Regions from separate parts of the Mus musculus genome. Here region 2 is linked to region 1. A link is a loop called in an ENCODE intact Hi-C map of the cell type or tissue named here. Cell type or tissue: left cerebral cortex. All regions are shown on one strand. Each heading gives the region's core, and the rest is flanking DNA. Links, peaks and the distances in the headings are about the cores only.

The links. A loop is a pair of places that touch in the nucleus more often than their neighbours do. Peaks named below come from ENCODE experiments on the same cell type or tissue, not always from the same donor. Only the 100,000 strongest peaks of a DNase experiment are listed, where the experiment ranks them.
Region 2: a loop joins it to region 1, with 2.7 times the contacts of the local background. A loop is called at or near these places in 2 of 42 quality-filtered maps.

Annotation. Positions count from the first base shown.
Region 1 is chr7:141,359,454-141,366,953 of GRCm38, forward strand. It overlaps Eps8l2 (EPS8-like 2), which reads left to right. Exons shown (of 21, transcript NM_133191.2): 16 at 869-974; 17 at 1,549-1,668; 18 at 1,928-2,000; 19 at 2,127-2,307; 20 at 2,395-2,527; 21 at 2,670-3,563. The coding sequence ends at 2,783. It overlaps B230206H07Rik (RIKEN cDNA B230206H07 gene), which reads right to left and starts at 5,657. Exons shown (of 2, transcript NR_033532.1): 1 at 5,582-5,657; 2 at 1-2,583. In left cerebral cortex, for the core only: a CTCF peak has its summit at 4,120 (motif pointing left); DNase peaks (open chromatin) are centred at 4,117 and 5,778; H3K4me3 peaks cover 193 bases; H3K27ac peaks cover 1,929 bases.
Region 2 is chr7:141,278,230-141,285,729 of GRCm38, forward strand. It overlaps Sct (secretin), which reads right to left and starts at 904. Exons shown (of 4, transcript NM_011328.3): 1 at 787-904; 2 at 604-705; 3 at 389-493; 4 at 100-292. The coding sequence starts at 869. The coding sequence ends at 181. In left cerebral cortex, for the core only: no CTCF peak of the experiment used is centred there; no DNase peak of the experiment used is centred there.

The DNA.
Region 1 (7,500 bases), core at 1,688-6,687:
GATGTCAAATTTTTAATTAATTAAAATCAAGGTTAGAAACTCACTGAAGGAAAAAAGGAAAGAAAGAAACAAACACCACCAGCGACTCCTCCAAGCACCACCCACTATGGTGCTGTTGGGGATTCAGAGCAAAGGGCTCTGATTATCCCCCACACACACACTAAGCATCCCACACTCCCCGTGAGTTAAACAGAAGCCCAAGACATGGAGGTATCCCTCTTACCTCCCCCTCCTCTGGTTCTTACTCCTACCCAGGGTCTACCTGGTGGTCCTACGGCTCCTTTTCAAAGTGAACCCCTCTCCTTGGGCTTCTTTAGCTTGCTATCCAGTGTCCCTACTGGGATCATATGTATGGGACATTCTCAGCCTATCAATACACTGGGCACAGACCTGGATCCCCCACCCCTCCTCCCTCTCCAGTGCCACACTGACCAGGAACATGACCTGGCTAGGGGGGAAACCATTAGCCAGAGCTCACCCCTGCTCCAGAGATGCAAGGGGACTTCCAGAAAGGACACATAATATCTCTAAGGGGCTGTAACTGAAAATCTCCTAGCCCTAGCCCTGTGGTCAACTGGGAACATGTGACCCTGTCACTCCCTAGGCACACCTCTTGCTCTAGTCCCTCTGAGGAGCAGGGCAAGAGACTCCCCAAGATAGTTTGAGCTGGGCCAGCCTCTTGGAGTCTCGTCTCCCCCCCCCCCCCCCCCCCCCCCCGCCTGCTGGAGTGTCACAGTTTCCACTCCCGGCTGAGAAGCACAGCCTCTCTTCACTGCAACCTGGGCAGCAGAACAGGAGGCAGCTGCAGCTGGGAAGCAGGAAGAGACTTCCGTCCAGCCCTGGGTCTCAACTCTTCCTGGTCCTGCAGGGGCTACCAGCCAACACCAGCCATGACCAAGTACGTCAAGATCCTCTATGATTTCACAGCGCGAAACGCCAATGAGCTATCTGTGCTCAAGGACGAGGTCCTAGAGGTAAGGACCGGGGCTATACAGGGGAAGTGGGGCGTGTTCTGGGACCATGGTCTGTAATCCACCCATCTTCCCAGTGTGCTCGACCTGGCTTCCTACTGGGCCTCCAGTGGCCTCTCTGACCCCCACCACAGTCTGGCTGAGCCACTGAGCTGCCTTCTGATGTCTGGGGGATCCCTGGAGGTCTACCGTGGTGGGTGGCCCTTCGGTAGAAGCCAGTAGGGGCTTGTCATTCATGGCCACCCAAGATCACCACCCTGGACCAACTTATTTGTGCCTAACCTGAATCCAGGCCACCTACTGAGGGACAGAAAGTGGAGCAGGCTGGGGGAAGCTCTGCATTTAGAATCAGGTTAAGAGGTACCCTGTCTCCAGGACTGGGGAGGCCAGGCAGGCACTGGGTAGCCCATCAGGCCAAGACATGTCCAGAGGATGGAGAGCTGTGCTTGAGATACCTGGACAATGCTTTGGCCCTCTGTGAAGGGTTTGGCAAGTGTCCCCAGCATCTGACTCTAATAGTACTTGAGGTCTGCACGAGGATGTTGGTGAGTCTCACAGACATCTGGACACTTGGCAGGTGCTGGAGGACGGCCGGCAGTGGTGGAAGCTACGAAATCGCAGTGGCCAGGCGGGCTATGTGCCCTGCAACATCCTGGCTGAAGCTCGGCAGGAGGACGTGGGTGCCCCCTTGGAACAGGTGATCGCCTGCCACGGCTCCATTCTGTCTACAACACAGTCAGAGCCCCTAAGGTCAGGGGTGCAGCTGGTCTCAATGTGATATTTGAACCTGATCCCCGGAAACCTGCTGCCCCCAAGCTGGGCCAAGGGCTGTGTGGGTTCCTGGGGTCTTACTCAAGGGAAGAAAGGGCTGGCCCATCCATCTGGGGTCCTGGGTAAGTCCTTATATAATAGCCCCCCCCTCACCTTACCCCTCACCTCTTCCTTACTCCTTGCAGTCTGGCCAGAAATACTGGGGTCCAGCCAGCCCCACCCACAAACTGCCCCCAATTTTCGCAGGGAACAAAGAAGGTAAGTAGATCCACTTTGGGGTTAGAAGTGTAGGGAGGGGCAGGGGAGGGCGCTGATAGGATGCGGAGGGTGGGGAAGAGGCAGAGAACGGGTCGAGTGAAGGGGCTGAGAGCGTGCGCCCCACAGAGCTAATCCACCACATGGACGAGGTCAATGACGAGCTCATGAAAAAGATCAGCCACATCAAGACACAGCCGCAGCGCAACTTCCGCGTGGAGCGCAGCCAGCCAGTGCACCTGCCGCTTACCTTCGAGTCAGGTCCGGATGAGGTCCGCGCCTGGCTGGAAGCCAAGGCCTTCAGTGCCAGGTGAGTCCCGTGTGTACAGCCGGTGGGGCGGAGCCTGGAGGACAGTGTCCCGCCCACGGCCCCGCCCTCACACCCACCTGCCCCTAGGATCGTGGAGAACCTGGGCATCTTAACTGGACCCCAGCTCTTCTCCCTCAACAAGGAGGAACTGAAAAAAGTGTGCGGGGAAGAGGGCAGTCGCGTGTACAGCCAGCTCACGGTTCAGAAGGCCTTCCTGGAGGTGAGCAGCTCCTGCCTGCTTCTGAGTTCCTTCCTAGGCACTTGCACCTGGGGTCACTGGAAAAACAGGAAACAGCAGGGCCCTGTCCTGTACCCTCTTTATTCCCCAACCTCCCGGCTGAGGCCCAATCTCTTTTTCCTAGAAACAACAAAGTGGGTCAGAACTGGAGAAGCTCATGAGCAAGATCAGGAGGGCCGAGGACAGCTATACCAGCCAACACACTTCACCAGAGTCAGAGGGGGCGCCGCACCTGTAATGGGCCCAACCCAAATGCATGGAGTATTATTTTTATATGTGTATTATTTTATACCAAGGACATAGATGGGCTGGGTGTAACTGGCTTACCTGCCCTCCAGGCAGAGTCCTGTGTATGAGCCTAGCTACACCTGTGGGTAGCTCTTTTACCACCCGAGCCCTACCCCCAACCCAATACTCTTCTTCCAAAACCAAGGCCAGCCTCAGCCAAACCTGTACCTGGCAGTGCCAGTCCCTTCTCAACCTGCTGCCAAGGCCCCAGGACTCTCCCGGTGGGCAAGGCCTCTTCCCCTGGTCTTCTTGGTGCACATGAAGGTCCTTGTTCCTTACAATGCTGGGCCCCGACTCTGCAGCTCTCCCTTGTGTTGCTTGTTTCTACATTCACGTTTTCCTGCATCCGCTGTACCCCAATTGCAGGATGGGCCTGAGCCCTCAGCTGACCAGCCTGGTGTCCTTGCCTACATATTTGCCCACTCCCTTCACGCTGCTAGCATCCCAGGAACAACCTGGTCAGGGGCTCCAGGACAGGAGGCCTTGGGTGACCTGCTGGTATAGAGTATGCTGTATTCTTTCTTCTTTGAGACCTAAGAATGAACCAGACATAGGTTCTGACTTCAAATGTCCCATCCCACCCAAAGAGCCTGTGATAACAGATGTCTCTGGCTATTTCCACCAGCCTGTTCGCTGGTGTCTGGTGCGTTTCCCAGCTCTGGATGGAGCCCCAGACCCAGAGATGAGAGTGGGGACTCCACAGCTATGTCAATAAACCAGATGTCTCCTAGCAACTTAGATATCTGTTTCTTGGGGTAGAAGTGCTCTGACACCCAAACTGCCTCTTCTTCCTGCTCCTTTTCTCTGGGATAGTGCATTGGCCCTGAACTCTGAATCGTCATCCTGCCTAAGCCTTCTGTGCTGGGATCCCACTTGTAGACCACCAAGCCTGGTCATGCCCTTCAAAGATCTTTCCAGTAGAGAGCAACCCACCCACACAGGTAGTGCTTTGGCCATGCCAGGGGACACCTCTCACCTCCACACCCATCCAAAATGGCCCTAAGGACATTTCTGGGAGGGACTCCAGAGGGTGTCTAGACAGCCCAAAACCTTCCAACCGGGTGGCTTTCAAAGGTCCCATTCTGAGTAGGAGCAGAGTTCAGCTGGCCCAGGAGCATGAATCAGAGGGAGATAGAGGCACTATTTAGAAGACTGTTCCAAGATGAGGGAGGTGTCAAAAAGAGACCTGGGGCCTGAAAGACCTCACTGACAAGTTGGAGAGAGACCCAGGTATCTGCCTGACTGGCCAGAGACTTTCCTTTGATGCAAGCCTTTGGTGCCATCTGCTGGTAGCTCCTTATACATCTTTGGGTGACTGTTAGATACCTTGTATCTGGTGTGAGGACTGTCCTGCATTCCAAATTGCTAGTGAGTCAAATCCTGACAAGGATCACCTGAATCCTCAACGTACTGTGCCGAGACTGAGGTGAAGAGACTGTGCCCCTCAACTAATCCACCACCTACCCAGACTTGGCCTCAGGTCTCAGAGGCTCCAGCCCCTCAGCTCAGACAAGCCCTACAGGACCCAGTCTTTCCAGCAGTCTTCTCTCCAAGATGGTTGGCGCCACCCTTAGGGAGTCTCCAGAACCTGTATCTGCTTCATCTAACCCTCCTAGCCCTTCCCCATCTGCCTACACTTACTGTGGCTTCCACAGAGCTGAGGCGGCTCCAGACCAAGCAGCCTCCCCTGCCCAGGAGCTCTGGACTCCTCACTCCCATGTGCTTGGGGCCCCAGCTGAACAACTGGCTCAGGCCTCTGAGTTCTTGGAAGTTGTCCCTTCTTCTCTCAAGGGCCTTCTACCACCTCTAGGTCCTTTTTAAAAAGTAGAGAGCTGGGTGTGGTAACATACACATTTAATTACAGAAAGCAGAAAGCAGAGGCAGGAGGGAGATCTATGTGAATTAGAAGTAGGTCGACACAGCAAGTTCCAGTCCAGCCAGGGTTACAGAGTTAAAAAAAACAAAAACAAACAAACAAACAAACAAACAAACAAGAAAAAAACTGTCAAAAATCTTTACTTTTAAATATTTTTTAGATTTTCTTGCTTTTACTTTATGTGTATGAATGTTTGCCTGTACATGTCCTACATGTATGTACACCATATACACCACATGTGTGCCGTGCCCACAAAGGCCAGACAGATTCTCTGGAACTGGAGTTATAGATAGTTGTGGGTCCTGGAACCCCAACCCTGGTCCTCTGCAGCAATAACCATCCCTAAAGGCTGAGACAGCTTTCCTTATTAATTCTGTGAGGCACAATCTCACATAGCACACGCCTCATACTTTTGATGTGGCTGATGGATGGCCTCGAAGGCTTCTAGGCAGGCACCCAGTTTAATGTGTTGCTGGGGATAGAGGGGAAACATTCTGCCAACAGAGCTAAGTCCTGAACCCTCAGAACCTTTCAAAGAGAATAGCAGAGGACCACCCATCACAGGCACCTAGTGAAGAGATGGAAGTGTTACAGCCCCAGGGCGAGTTAGCTTGGGACCTTCCCTAACTACTTACTCTTCCCTCTTTGGATGTCACTATCCGGGGCCTGCAAATGAGAGATAACAAACAAGAACCATGCAGCAAGCACTATCTCTAGCATTGGGTGACCTCACTCTGGTCTAGACTAAAGAATGAGACACAAAGAACCCAGGTCACCTAGGCTGGGGTTCAAGTGCAACTTTCCTAATTATAATACAACTCTCCCTGATCCCTACCCAGCAAGTCAGCAGGAATGGGAAAGGTTTGCCCTACCTGTGGGAACCCAGCTGAAGAGGGTCTGTCCATAGGTTGGGTAGATTTGCCCTGGACAAGAACGAAGAATGAACTTAAAACCCCCAAACCTAGAGTTGGTTTCTAAGCTACTTAGCCAATAAGCTCTTCGTGTGTGGGACTGCTGTGACTACTGCTCTGTGCCTAGCTCCACCACCAACAAATATTTCCATGAACAAGGCCCATCTCTGTCTGGGGACAAGCATGTCTTTGTGATCTGCCAACCTCCTGACCACCCACAGCAGGCCATTCAAACACAGGGCTTCCTATACCACTCAGAAGAGGCTTTCCCGTCTTTCTTAGAAAAAGATATAAAATAGTTGACTTCTCAAGGTAATTGGAGGAATGACAGAGAAGCTGAGATGTCCCTTCTACCTGGGTGACCCAGCACAAGATGCACACTTAACCTGGGGACAGTGATGCTTAGCCAAAGTGGCTAAATCTCTGTGCAAATCCCATGAAGGGACCCTGGACATGGGTGAATGCCGAGAAAATGCTTTTTGTGTGGAGAAGCAGAAAGGATCTACCCTGGCCCTGAATGTTCCCCTGGGAGTATTGAATGCAACATGACAGGCAAAACTGTCAAGTGTCAGAGAGAAAGCATGGAGAAGATCTGTAGCCAAATAACTTGTGCTCAAACAAGAAGACGTGAATTTGAGTTCAAAGAGACAATGTGTGTGTGCTGCTATGGGGCATGGAGCAGAGAGGAGTGATGGCCAAGCTATACAGCTCTGAGCATACAAAGCCTAAGAGTCGCTTGCCAGGCATGGTGATTCGTGCCTGTCATGTTATCGTTTGGAATGCTGAAGCAGGAGGATTACCATGAGTTTGAGGCCAGAGCAGGCTTATAGTGCTACCCTGCCCCAAAGAACAACCAAAACTTCTTTTGTTGATCACCACTCCCCAAAGTGCTGTCAAGAGACACATTGCACACTGAGTGGTCTTAAGTGCACACCTCACTGTGGATGGTATTAGGGGCACAGCTGCTTAAGAACTTTCTTCAGGGTTTGAGGTACAGGCGAGTAGCAGGGGAACAGGGAGAAGCACGGGGTCGAGTTCAAGGAGGATCTTTGGATACTTGGTTAGGACTCAGCATCCCTAAGGTGAGTTTCAAAACTCAGAGAGCCCTGCTAGGCTTTCCACCTACAGGTCCTGAGCAAGAACTTTCTGAGGGGTCAGAGAGATGGTTCAGTGGTTAAGAGAACTGGTCTCTCCTCTAAAGAAGCCGGGTTCAGTTTCCAGCACCCTTGCGGCAGCTCACAACTGCCTTAAAATTAAATAATATAATATACAAAAATCTTTCTGTAACTTCCCAAATAAGGCATTTGAAACCTCATCTTCCTGCTTTGAGTGCAACAGTGGTGTGTATGTGTGTGTGTGTGTGTGTGTGTGTGTGTGTGTGTGTGTGTATACATGCTTACATGCCTGAGTGCAAGAAGAGTCAGAGACCAGAGGTCAACACTGATTTCTTCTCTCTCTACATTGGGAAGAGCGGGGGGGGGGGGGGGTAGCAGTGGAGATTGAACCTAGAACCTTCTATATGCTAAGTGTCCTGCTTAGTCTTTTTGTCAGCTTTACTTGAACTAGATTCATTTGGGAAGAGAAAACACTAATTGTGGAAGTGGTCCACCAGATTTGCATGTGGACAAGCCAGGCAGTGGTGGTGGCACATGCCTTTATTCCCAGCACTGGAGAGGCAGAGGCAGGTGGATTTCTGAGTTCGAGACCAGCCTGGTCTACAGAGTGAGTTCCAGGACAGACAGGGCTACACAGAGAAAGCCTGTCTTGAAAACAAACAAACAAACAAACAAACAAACAAACAAATAGAAATATTTGCCTGTGGGCAAGCCTGTGAGACATTTTCTTAATTAATGATGGATGTGGGAGGTGCCGTCTCTGTA
Region 2 (7,500 bases), core at 1,685-6,684, 81 kb before region 1:
GCCACTGAATGAGATGGCTGGATCTGTCCACGCCTTCCAGGCTCTCGGAGCAGAGGCGGCCTTCATTTTATCAGACATCACACACCATGAGCTAAAAGACCAGGGTCTAAATTCCTTTTTTATTGATGCCAAGGACAACCAATCCCTACTCCAGCCAGGGTCCTAGAGACTCTTCCTCCCTCATCTGGGTGGCCTGGTTGTTTCAGTCCACTCTGAACGATCAACAGCAGACCTTGGTCCAGGAGGCAGCCAGAGAGACAGGGACCCATCCAGGGACAGCCTGGGCAGAAGCCTGTGGAAGGAGAGGGGACTAGTGAGTGACCATCAGAGTGCGGGTACCCACCTGGCTGGGGCACTTTAGGAATCCAGCTGAGGATGGAAAACTCACCAGTCCTGTAGGGTCTGAGTGTTCGACCACAGCAAGCAGAGCTGGTCCTCTAAGGGCTTGGACCGGGCCAGGCTGTTCTCTGGGATATTTTCTGTGTCCTGCTCGCTGACCCCACCCCCACCCCCACGCCCAAAGTAGAATTAGTGGTGTACAGGGATGTGGCGGGCCTGTCCCATACTAGCCAGTCTGGAAAATTCTACCTAGCGCGGGCTCACCTGCGCTTCCCCACCAGACCCTGCAGCAGGCGCTGCAGCCTGGCACTGTCCTGCAAGCGGCTGAGCTCGCTGGTGAACATTCCGTCTGAGTGTCTTGGGGTCCTGGGGAGGGGTGAAGCCATAAGGGTCAGAAATTGAAGTGTGGGCGTGGCCGGGATGAAACGGATTCCCAACCCTGCTCACCTGGGAGGTGCAGGGAGCGCGGCGGAACTGGAGAGCAGCAGCAGCAACAGCAGTAGCATCGGCGTGGGCAGCGGAGGCTCCATGGTCGGGCTCTGGGTGTGACAAATGCTGCAACTTCAGCCTGAGCCCCGCGCCACCGCTTTATAGCTGCCGGGACCGCCGGCGGCGGTGGGCTCCAGCACCGCCCCGGCTCCGCGCGGCCGGCCCCGCCTCATTGATTGCAGGAAGGTCAGGGCCGCCCACCCAGCTGTCGTCCGGCCACCTCCTGTCCCTACCGCCGTGTTGGCGCCCCTCAACTGCCTTGGGGGGGGAGATTAGAGGAGTAGTGCTACCAAGTAGCGAAATGGACATCTTCATCTGTGTCCAGGGATAGAAAATAGGGGTGGCAGTTCAGGACGGGCAGAGCGAACCGCACTGTGAGACCTCAACTCATCTTGGAGCCTAGCCTAGACCAAGACCTTGCCGCACTCTTGTCTGGAAGGAGCTGTAGGTGTCTTGAGGAGCCTAGGGCAGGCAGACGACTGAGAGGAAAGGAAGACCAGTGTCCTAGCGCTCCTGCTGAAGCCAGGGCAGGGTAGACTACTGCAGATAACCACCTTAAGGGCAGCTCAGCACCAGAAACAAAATGGGAATCCTCGTAGGCCTGGGGTTGCATTTTTGGATGGAAGGAGACAGTTTATTTGAATTGGTAGCAGAAAATGGAGATAGGTTAGAATAAAAGAAACGCAGGTGGGTAGAGGTTGTAAAGGAGTTGGGGCGGGGAGCTATGGATGGGGATTGAAGACAAATAGGCTTGCAGAACATCTTCATACTTGGAGTCCCCGACCTTAGTGGTAGCAGTACGCACCAAGACCTGAGTTCAACCCAGCACCGAAACTCAAATCAAAAAAGATAACCCTTGGGGCTGGAGAGATGGCTCAGAGGTTAAGAGCACTGACTGCTCTTCCAAAGGTCCCGAGTTCAATTCCCAGCAACCACATGGTGGCTCACAACCATCTGTAATAAGATCTGACGCCCTCTTCTGGTGTGTCTGAAGACAGCTACAGTGTACTTACATATAATAAATAAATAAATATTTAAAAAAAAAAAAAAAAGATAACCCTTAATATCAAATTACAAACCCAGAGAACTGTTAGGAGCTAACTCTCAGATAAAAATCATATGGTTTTGTTTTTTTTTAATTTTTTTTATTAGGTATTTTCCTCGTTTACATTTTCAATGCTATCCCATAGGTCCCCCATATCCACCCCCCTCAATCCCCTACCCACCCACTCCCCCTTTTTGGCCCTGGTGTTCCCCTGTACTGGGGCATCTAAAGTTGGCAAGTTCAATGGGCCTCTCTTTGCAGTGATGGCCGACTAGGCCGTCTTTTGATACATATGCAGCTAGAGTAAAGAGCTCTGGGGTACTGGTTAGTTCATATTGTTGTTTGGTTTTGTTATTAGGAATTGTTTCTTTTTGTTTTTTTTGGGGAGACGGAGTATTTAGCTCACGTTGCCTTTGATCTCACTATGTAGCCCAAGTTGGCCTGGACCCTCAACAGCAGAGATTGCAAATCTGAGCCACCAAGACCAGCTCTGTTTGCAGTTTGGGAGGAGGGGTTTGGCAGCTTGGGACTTCTTTGCTTTGCATTTTTGAGACAAGGTCTCATATACCCCAGGCTGGCCAGGAATTTGTTACATAGCTTAGGATAACCTTGAACTTCACATCTTCCTGCCAGTACCTCTGGGGTACTGGTATTACAGGAGTGTGGCAACATGGCCTAGTTTTACAGGGTGCTAGGAGTGGCCCTTGGGGCCTCACCAGTGTTGTGCTGTGCTAGTACTCTGTCAAAGGAATTCCCCATTCCTAACCCTCTACAGGAGGCTTTAAAAACAATTAGAAGATGTTTTAGAGTCGTTTTCAGTTTACAGAAAAACTGAACTGAAAGCATGGGATTTAGTTCCTTCATGCCCCTCACATATGCCCTAGAGACACCCCCCCCCCCCTTTCTGTTCTGGAGCAGAACTCATAGAGTCCTTGAGCTCAGAGATCCGTCTGCCTCTCAAATGCTGGAATTAATGGCTTGCATCCCCACCCCAGGCTTGAACCCATGTCACCACAGCAGTATCATAAAGCCCTGCAGTTGTCACCAGGGGCCACTTTGGGGTTGTCATTCTATTGGTTTGGGCAGTGTAAACTGTCATGGATCCAGTTCCATAGTATCAAACGCAGTAGGGTTGCAGCCCTGAACAGTCCCTGTGGAACCGTAATCCTTTTGCCCGTAGACTCCTGACCTTGTCACTGAGCTGGTGTCAGCGTTGGAAGCATCGCTTGCGTCCTTTTCACCACGGCTTCTAAATTTCAGAAATTACATTCACCTGTGTGTGGTTGGGTAGGTGGGCGGGTGCATGGAAGTCAGAGGGCAGCCTATAGAGTGTGCCTTTCTCCTTCCTTGTGGGTTCCAGGCATCTTAACTCAGGTGGGCAGGTTTGGCAGCACGGGCCTTTACCCACTGAGCCATCTTGCCAGACCCACACTGGCCTCTTTCATTTGGCATTAATCATTTACATCTGCTTTGAATCTTTTCATGGCTCAGTAGCTCGGTTCTTTCTAGGGCTTAGCAACGTTCCACTGTTTGAATGGACCAGTGTGTTTATCCATTCACCCAGTGAAGGACATCTGTATTGTCTCCAAGTTCAGGCAACTATAAATAAAGCTGCTGTAAAATGTGTGTGTGCATGTGCGTGTGTCCGTGTGCGTGTGTGTGTGTGTGTGTGTGTGTGTGTGTGTGTGTGTGTGTTACAGCCACAGACATAGCTCAGTGGTAGAGTGTTTGCCTAGTATGCATAAGGCCTAGGTTCAATACTCAAGACTGAAGGAGGGGTGGGTGCGACATATGTCAGCCCTAACCAATAGAACCATAGAAGTGACACTAAAATCAAATCCCTGAGTAAATAAGCAGAAAGGAGAAGACAGGTGGTTAGTGAGCAGTGACCTACAGGAACGGTGGTAGGCAGGAGGTAGTCCCCCGCCAGCCAGGCATCCTAATGTGCACAGGGCCTCATCAGGAAGATAGATGGTCAGGCAAGGGGGAAGTACTAGGAGCAGCCATTATACACTGAGGTCAGAGGAGGGTGGCATAGCTGGTTGAGGTTGTGTTTGGAAAGGGCTTAAGAAAGACTCTGAGGGGCTCAGGAGTTAAGAGCACTGACCGCTCTTCCAGGGGTCCTGAGTTCAATTCCCAGTAACTACATGGTGGCTCACAGCCATCTGTAATGGGATCTGATGCCCTCTTCTGGTGTGTCTGAAGACAGAGACAGTGTATTCACGTACATGAAAAAAGAAAGACTCTGAGAGCCAGTGTCATTTGCTTCTAATCCCAGAACTTAGAAGGGAGACGCAGGAGGGATCTCCATGAATTTGAGGCCAGCCTGGTCTATACAGAGAATTCCAGACCACTAGGGCTACAAAAAGTGGCCCTGTCTCAAAAGAACATAAAAGATGGTTCCTGAGAGATTGCTTTGTCAACGCACAAAGCAAAAACTCATGTGTTTAAGTTTCATGATAGCCATTAGTGGTGGATTGCAATGGCGTAGAGTTTATAAAGCGGGCATGATGGCTTACTCTGGGAATCTGAGGGATTCCTGGGAAGCTGAGGCAGGGGGCATGTGAGTTGGAGGCTGAGCCTGGGCTATGTCATAGTTATTGACAACTTAACACAAGCCTACATACACTTAGGGACAGGGCTTCTCAGCTGGAGAATTGCCTTCATCAGCTGGCCTGTGGACAAGTCTGTGGAGCATTTTCTTGATTGCTGCTTGATGTGGGAGGGCCCAGACTCTATCTGATAAGGAAAATGTCAGGCTAAGTGTTGAGTACCTTGTGGGAGACTTCCTATGAATGAGCTGTCAAGGCTCTGCCAAGACCCTTGGCCCTAGGTCTGGTCTTGACTTGAGCCAATGCCTCCTGCAGGTCCTGCTTGAGAATGTCAGGCTCAGCCCACACTGAGCCAGAGTCCATTCTGGGCCATGTCGCTGGAGATACAAAAGTGCAGCCATGCTGGGGACAGTCGGTGCCAATGATCTGAACGGTCCAGAGCTGGCAGTGTCCAGCAGTGTGCAAGGGTCGCATAGCCTTGAAGCAGAAGTCACAGGTGTCACTTACAGGTGTTACAAAATGTGCTCATCGCTCAAAAAACAGGGGTTCAAATGAATTCTCTCTCTCTTTTTAAAGATTTATTTATTTGTTTGTTTGTTTGTTTGTTTGTTTATTTATTTATTTCATGTATGTGGGTAAACTGTCCCTGTCTTCAGACACACCAGAAGACAACTTCAGGTGCCCATTACAGATTGTCTTAGTCAGGGTTTTTATTCCTGCACAAACATCATGACCAAGAAGCAAGTTGGGGAGGAAAGGATTTATTCAGCTTACACTTCCATACTGCTGTTGATCACCAAAGGACTTACCAAATTTAGCTTCCAGCCTCTCCTGCAGATAAAGATGGACATCTCTCATGGGAGCTTATGAAGCCTCACGCCCTTCCTGAGGCCAGCAATCCCAGAGATGCTTTCTGTCTGCCCTTTACCCCCTGTTCACTTCAAAATATCACGGAGCCTAGGGTAGGGGTAGGGGGTGAAGGGACCAAGCCCCAGCACCGGAAGTGCACTAGTCATGGGACCACAGAACTTTTCCCCCCCAGCTATCAGGAAGGTCACACCTATGTCCTCACATCCGTGCATTCCCCCAGAGCTTACAGTGTGCAGAGGTCATATGCACAAGGATACCTTACAAGGCTGGCCAGAGCCTGTTTGCCTGTGGCTAGCAGTTGTAAAGGGTATATTGCTCTTTAGGGACAAGCACATGACACTGGTGTCAGTCTTGATCACCATGATGGTGACCAAATAAGGCAGACAGGCAGCTGCGGAGCTTCTGTCTTCCTCTGTCTGCTTACCTTTGACACGGGACAAAGGTGATCACCGTCCGTTGTTTTTCCCAGGTGCTTCAGAGGCAGATAGACCAAGTCATGTTCCCCCAAGCAAGTAATGAAAGGGGGCGTGGGCCCCTGACATAGGGCTGTGCGCTCAACAGAGTTCTCGTTGACGTTTGGTTTTGCTGGAAACATTTCGTCAATTTAGATTACTAAATTGTTTGATTCAGGCTTGCCGATGTGAAGGCGACTTGTGCAGTGAGACTTTTGGCTTCTTTAAAAACCCAGTTGTGGGGCTGGCTGGTGAGATGGTTCAACGGGTAAAATCACTGACTGCTCTTCTGAAGGTCCTGAGTTCAAATCCCAGCAACCACATGGTGGCTCACAACCATCTGTAATGAAATCTGATGCCCTGCGTCTGAAGACAGCTACAGTGTACTTATTTATAATGATAAATAAATCTTTGGGCAAGAGCGAGCAGGGACTGAGCAAGTGGAGTTGACCGGAACAAGCAGTGTTGACTGCAGAAGTCCTAAATTCAGTTCCCAACAACCACTTGAAGGCTCACAACATCTGTACAGCTACAGTGTACTCATATACATTAAATAAATAAATAAATAAATAAATAAATAAATATTAAAAAATAAATAAAAATCCAGTTGTGTTATATAACTATACTTTCCGTTTAATTCCAGGCACCTGATATGGGGTTGCTTCACATTGTGCACAGCAGCTGACTATGATTTGTCTCATGCTCTGGCAGGGGTGTAACTCTGCCACCTGAAGATAGTTTACTTTTGGAATTCTGGGAACTCTTGAGAGGGTATTAAAAGATGCCAGAGCCCCAAGAGAGGTGGAGGCTGCTGCTCCTGGTCCCTGTTGCTGTGGTTCATCAAGTGGTCATGAGCAAAGGAAGAGAAGAAGAAATTGGATATCGTGATAAAGAAGATTGGACTTGCCCCCAGGGAACTCAGTGCCCCTAATCAGCAGGAAGTAGTCTAAAGAGTTCTATGTCCCCTTTCCCCTCTAACCTTTCTCTCCCACCCACTGTTGGGGGGCTGGAAGGGATAGAGTGGTAGATAGAAAAACCCAGTAAAGTACCCAGAAAGTACAGTTACAGACATCTGTGGCTTCCCATCTATCAGTTTTACAAGGAGTCTTCCAAGCTGCATTTATAATGTCCTTGGTCTTCCTACCTGCTTCATATGTGTGTATGGTGTGTAAGTATACATACATGCATGTTTTACATGTGTGTGAACACACTTGTGAGTGTGAATACTTGTGGGTGTCTGTACATATGGAGATCCAAGGCTGATGTCAGGAATTGCCCTCTATCACACTTCCGCCTTGTTCACTGAGTCAAGGCTTCCTGGTCAATCCCAGAGCGTGCCACTGTGGCTGGTCTTACTCACCAGCTTGCTCTGGCAACTTCTGTCTTTGCTTTACACGGCTGGAATCACAGCCAATCTCCATGTATTTATGTGGTTTCTGGGACTCAGCTATATACAGCATCACTTTAAGAACTTAACCATGTCCCCCACCTCCTCTATCTCAGGCCTCTCCCCATGCCCCATCTGTCCCCCGCCTCCCCACTTATTTCCATCATTTATTCTGTTGTCCTGATGAGTAAGAAAATGTTTTGAGTGCTGGAGAGTTGACTCAATGGTTAAGAGCACTGGCTGCTCTTCCAGAGGTCCTGAGCTCAATTCCCAGCAACCATATGGTGGCTCACAACCATCTATAATGTGATCTGATGTTCTTTTCTGGCATGGAGGTGTACATAACAGATAGAGTACACTCATATA